Regions from separate parts of the Homo sapiens genome. Here region 1 is linked to region 2. The links are chromatin contacts, found by Hi-C in ENCODE. All regions are on one chromosome and are shown on one strand. Each heading gives the region's core, a stretch centred on a gene start or an enhancer-like site at or near the end of the contact. The rest is flanking DNA. Distances are from core to core; before and after follow the strand shown.

Evidence for each region. Hi-C counts contacts between places; a loop is a spot of excess contacts on that map. Pooled maps may share reads with other maps.
Region 1: a loop to region 2 is called in a map of gastrocnemius medialis, with 6 times the contacts of the local background. The contact joins the promoter of HACL2 here to the promoter of RAB8A in region 2. A Hi-C loop is called at or near these places in 3 of 168 maps with a recorded cell type or tissue (gastrocnemius medialis, naive thymus-derived CD4-positive, alpha-beta T cell and ovary), 2 of 37 single-sample maps with no recorded cell type and 14 of 50 pooled maps.

The regions. Positions count from the first base shown.
Region 1 is chr19:15,124,521-15,127,220 of GRCh38, forward strand. HACL2 (2-hydroxyacyl-CoA lyase 2) reads right to left here and starts at 1,266. Exons shown (of 16, transcript NM_006844.5): 1 at 1,136-1,266; 2 at 405-549. The coding sequence starts at 539. ILVBL-AS1 (ILVBL antisense RNA 1) reads left to right here. Exons shown (of 3, transcript NR_186314.1): 3 at 1,407-1,654. RefSeq lists enhancers at 6-771, 772-1,535, 1,030-1,119 and silencers at 720-769, 1,340-1,409.
Region 2 is chr19:16,110,558-16,113,257 of GRCh38, forward strand. It overlaps RAB8A (RAB8A, member RAS oncogene family), which reads left to right and starts at 1,332. Exons shown (of 8, transcript NM_005370.5): 1 at 1,332-1,468. The coding sequence starts at 1,345. RefSeq lists a silencer at 715-1,374.

The DNA of each region.
Region 1 (2,700 bases), core at 16-2,515, 990 kb before region 2:
GAAAGTCTACAGTACTGAGCTCAGCAGAGGGCAACTGTTATGAAACTGTCACTGCCACCCCCTCGCTGGAGCCTGCCCTCTGCCCCATTTATCCCATCCAGGTTAGGGAGCACAGAGTGCTGTCCATCTGTTCTGTGAAAAGAGTCACTGGGGAAGGAGGTAGGTGGGGTGCGAGTGCCCCGGCAGCGGCAGCTTCCGTGTTCTCTCTTACCAGTGGCAAAGTCCAGGCCTCCATACACAGCGTGGCAATGGAGACAGGGCCCTGGACAGAACCTCTTACCAGTCCCTCTGGACTAGTCGGGGCTCGCTTTCCCACCCTGCACAATGAGTGAGCTGGAAGCAGCACCACGAGGCCCCTCCCTCTTTGACTGCCCCCAGCCCACCTCCCATTCTGTGCCCCGCACCTTGTGCAGCAGCTGATAGAAGAGCCCCAGGCGGTGAGCGGCGCCCAGCAAGGCGGCCACCAGCGTCCCGCAGGCCAGGAGCAGGAAGGAGGGGAATAAGCTCCCAGCGGGGGCGGCGGCCGCGGGGGTCTCCATGAGGTGGTACCTAAGAGAGAAAGGGCACTTCCCAGACTTGGGCGCGACAGGGAACCTCTCCGGAAGAAATCGCGCCCCTTCTCGCAGCAGGATCCAGGGCCACGACCCTTGCCGCCAGTTTCTGTGCGGCCACGCCCCCAACCCTGCCAGACCACGCCCTTTGTGCGCCTAGGCTCGGGGTGAAGCCATGCCTCTCCGTGACAAGGTCACGCCCCTCGCGGGGCTAGCCCCAGTCCTTTACATCACCACCACTCCCACCCAAACTAGCCACCACAAGTCAAGGTGGCGACGACAGCACCACACAGTTATCTTCCACTTACCTACTTGTCAATGGACAGGCGGAAGCCCCGCCTCTCTTTCCACAACCGGACCCCAAATCTCAGCCCCAGTAGTGAGCCCGCCCCATGTTACGTCACCAAGAGGCACGAGGTCACGCCCCCGGGTTAGCGGGCGCGACCCTCCACGCAACCCACGCCTCTCCCTTAAAGAGCGCACGGGCCCGAGCCTGATCCCCGACCCCGGGCCAGGCTGGGTCGAGGTCACATCGCATCAGGATGTGGTTCTCCCACACCAGCTCGACCCCCGACGCTATTCACCTTCACCTCCAGGATATGGCGCTGCCTCCAGCAGAATTCGGCCCCCTCCGTGTCACGTGACCCGGGAGCGTGGCCGTGCCCGGGTGGCCCACTTGGCTCAGCGGCGCCCCGTAGTCCGGCCCGATGCGCATGCGCACAGTCGGAGCCCCGCTCCGGGGCCACCCGAAAGAGCCTTGCCTCTACTGGCCGCCTCCCTCATAGACCCCGCCTCCCCTTGCCTTTCATTGGCTCGCACTGCAGACCTCACACCCATTTTATGTTTTAAAACCAGGAGGCCACGCCCCTCAGCGGCTTCAGGAGCCCAGACCTTTGGGGGCCCACCTTCCGCAGCTTTCCATTGGCCCCACGGTGGAAGCCCGTAGGTTCAGGCCCTCCGAACACAGCTCGCTTTCCACACCAGCGGGGCCGTACCAGAGCAAGACCATGTCTCACAAAATAATAATAATACTTAAAAAATGGTAAATTTTATGTTATGTATATTTTCCACACTATAAATAAATATTTGTGCATGTATATATATATATGTGTATATTTTTTGTATAATAGGTATAGTAGTAAGCAAAGGAAATTCACACTGAGTCACATTCTACAAAATGCCTAACCAGACCTCTACAAAACTGTCAAGGTCATGAAAAACAAAGACTGAGGCACTGCCACAGACTAGAGGAGGGAAAGGAGCTGTGACAACTAAATTCAATATAGTACCCTGGACTGGATCCAGGAATCAAAAAAAGGACAAATTTGTGGATAAAGTTGGTGAAATCCAAATAAAGTTTGGAGTTGAGTTAGTAGTAATGAACCAGTGTTAATCTTTTTGTTTCAGTAAATGTATTATGGTTATATAAGATGTTAGCATTCAGGGAAGCTGGATAAAGAGTAGACAAAAATTATCTTGCTATCTTTGCAGCTTTTCTGTAAAGCTAAAAAAGAAAAAAAAAGTCTTAATAACAAGGATACAATTTTCCAGAGAGAGAGAAAGATGTTGTAATAGATGTAAATTCTTTCTTGGGAGACAAAGCTTTAACATGCTCCAAGACTAATTATCTGACCAATCTCTCCCCAGATAAAGAAAGATTGTCACTAGGCAAATGTCCAAAAAGCTTCTCAGCCGAAAGCTGGATTATTCAACAGTCCCTGAAACAAATATACACAGAGGACAAGTGATTTTTTTAAAAAGGGAAACAAGCCTGGCATGGTGGTCCATGTGTGTAATCCCAGCACTTTGGGAGGCCAAGACAGGAGGATCGCTTGAGGCCAGGAATTTGAGACCAACCGGGGCCAAAAAGTGAGACCCAGTCTCTCCAAAAAACAAACAAACAAACAAACTTAGCCAGGAGAATCGCTTGAACCCGGGAGGTGGAGGTTGCGGTGAGCTGAGATCACGCCATTGCACTCCAGCCTGGGAAACAGAGCAAGACTCTGTCTAAAAAAAATTTTTTTTAAAAGAAAAAAAATTAGCTGAGTATGGTGGCACGTGCTTGTTATCCCTTTTGCTTGGGAGGTTGAGAAGGGAGGATTGCTTGAACCCAAGAGGTTGTGTCTACAGTGAGCTGTGATCGTGCCAC
Region 2 (2,700 bases), core at 82-2,581:
GCCCAGCCTTTTTTTCTTTTGATAGGGTCTTGCTCTGTCGCCCAGGCCGAATTGCAGTGGGGCGATCACGGCTTACTGCACCCTCAACCTCCTGGCTTCCCAAAGCACTGGGATCACAGACGGGAGCCAACGCCCCGGCCAGTTTTTTCAACGTTGAGAGCCCTGGCCCCTAGATAGGACCCAGCATCCTCACTGCTCTAACCCCTCCCCCCCCACCATCCCCGGGCTGGCCCGGACAACCCCTAAGGTGGCCGAGGGCGGGCCCTGAGGAGGCCGGCGCGCGCTTCCGGGCACAGCTTGTGGCGGTGAAGCCGCTCAGATGGCGGAGGCCTTGGGTATCTCTAAGCAGATCGCTAGGCCGCAGACCTCGGAGCTCGTCTTGGGTCACTTTTATTTATTTTTTTTGAGACGGAGTCTCTCTCTGTCGCCCACGCTGCAGTGCAATGGCGCGATCTCGGCTCACTGCAAGCTCCGCCTCCCAGATTCAAGCAATTCTCTGCCTCAGCCTCCCGAGTGGCTGGGATTACAGGCGCCCGCCACCACGCCCGGCTAATTTTTGTATTTTTAGTAGAAACGGGGTTTCACCATCTTGGCCAGGCTGGTCTTGAACTCCTGACCTCGTGATCCACGCGCCTCGGCTTCCCAAAGTGTGGGAATTAAAGGCGTGAACCACCGCGTCCGGCTTGGGTCACTTTTCGAGTATACAGCTCCTCCTCTCTCCTTCCTCCCTAGGCCCCCACTGCCCCGACTCGCAGGCCGCAGACAAGGCTGAGAGCGCTACCTTGCTTTCCCGCGCTCGCCTCGGTGCCTACTGCGCCTGCGCGAGCTGTGAGGGCGGGACCCAGAGACACCCGCCCCAACTACTGGCGTGCGCCCTCTGCTGTCGCCTAACGGAACTCCGGGCGCGCGTGCGCACGCACCCCAAGCCACGCCCCGCCAGGCTGCCGGCGCGCGAGCGGTTGGCGCCGCTCCCTGCCTTCCCTCTCCTACAGTGGGGCGGGGCCGGGCCGCCCGAGTCGGGGGTGGAAGGCGGGGGCCACATAATGCCACGCCCCCGCCTCGTCCCCATTTGAAGCCCCGCGACTCTTCACTGCTGGTCAATCAGAGCCCGTGCTCTCCCTAGTGCCGGCCAATGGGAGGTGCGCTCGGGCTGCTTCCGGCTCCGCGCTCCGCTCGCCCCCTCCCAAGGTCTCCCCGCGACTGGCGGGACGCAGGGGCGGGCGTCGGCCGCGGTGACGCGCAGCGGGCCTGGAGCCAATAAGGGGCGGGCTCGGTGCTGATGGACGGTGCTGGTGGCCAGTGGAGAGGCGCTGGCCGCACTTCCCGTCGGGGAGAGAGTGTAATATGGCGAAGACCTACGATTACCTGTTCAAGCTGCTGCTGATCGGGGACTCGGGGGTGGGGAAGACCTGTGTCCTGTTCCGCTTCTCCGAGGACGCCTTCAACTCCACTTTTATCTCCACCATAGGTAACGGGACCGGGGAATGGCTGGGGGCGCCGGAGGCCCGGGCTGGGCGCGCCCCTGAGGGGCTGGGGCTGAGGGATCTACAGGGCTGGACGGGCCGAGGGCGCTGAGAGGGTCGAGGGGGCCTAAAGGGAGAAGAGCAGTCGCCTGCACCGCCGTTCGGGGGTTCCTGGGCCGTGGTGGGGGAGACCAGGTGCCCATTTTGCAGATAGGGAGACTGAGGCTCCGACCCTCAGCCCGCTCGTTAGGGCGTGTTATGTCTTGGGCTGGGGTCTTCGCGCCCGTCCTCTCGATCTGTCCTAGCAGCAGCCCTCGAAGCGGTTCTTTTGAGGCTCTTGCCTTACAGAAGTGGAAACTGAGTCATGGGGAATTGGCCATGGGAAAAAGACAGTGGCATCTCACCTTAATGAGCATTTACTATGTGCCAAGTGCTTCACGTGCATTTTCACACTCTTCAGTTCTTGGTGTTAAGTGCTGTTATGAGCCCGTCTGACAAGATGAGGAATCTGAGGCTCAGGGAGGGCATGGAACTTGCCCAAGGCCACACAGTCTGCACGTGGTGAGAATGGGATTTGATGGAATTTGAACCTGGCTGTGTCTCAACCCAAAACTCGAGGCTTAGCTCTCCTAGAGAGATGCCACTGCACACTCCCAGCTGATGACAAGCTCAGCTAATGCACCTTGGAGCCGGGACTCTAACCCACACCATTCCTGCTCTTTTCTCTGGAGCGTTCAGAGGTTGAGCCCCTCTCCCTGACCATGCTTCCCCTCATAAGCGTATTTTCCTCTAGAAGGAATGATAAGAAGAGTCAGGACCTTTTCCCTGCCCACCTTTCATCCTGCTCCAGGAATGACAGCAATGGCAAGTGACAGCACTGCCTGCCCTGGGACCTGTCATCCCCAAGAAGATGCAAGATAAAAGCCTCAGCGAGAAACTAAATCAGCCACTGCCACAGACAGCCTTGACTTCCCTATCAAAGGGCCCAAGACTCCAGCTGTCACTTTAGAACAGCTTTTCCTGTAGGGCCAGCCCACATTGTGGTTGAACAGAATTGGCTTGGTGCATCTCAGTTGTGATGTCCACAGAAGTGGAGCTGACCTCTCTCAGTGCCACAAAAGCAGTCCTGGCCCACAATGAAAAGGTTTGACCCAGGAGTAACACCTATTTGAGTGGCTTGTGAGCTCTGTAGCCCTGCTAGGGATGGGGAAAGTGGGGGAACGGTCACTAAGTCCAG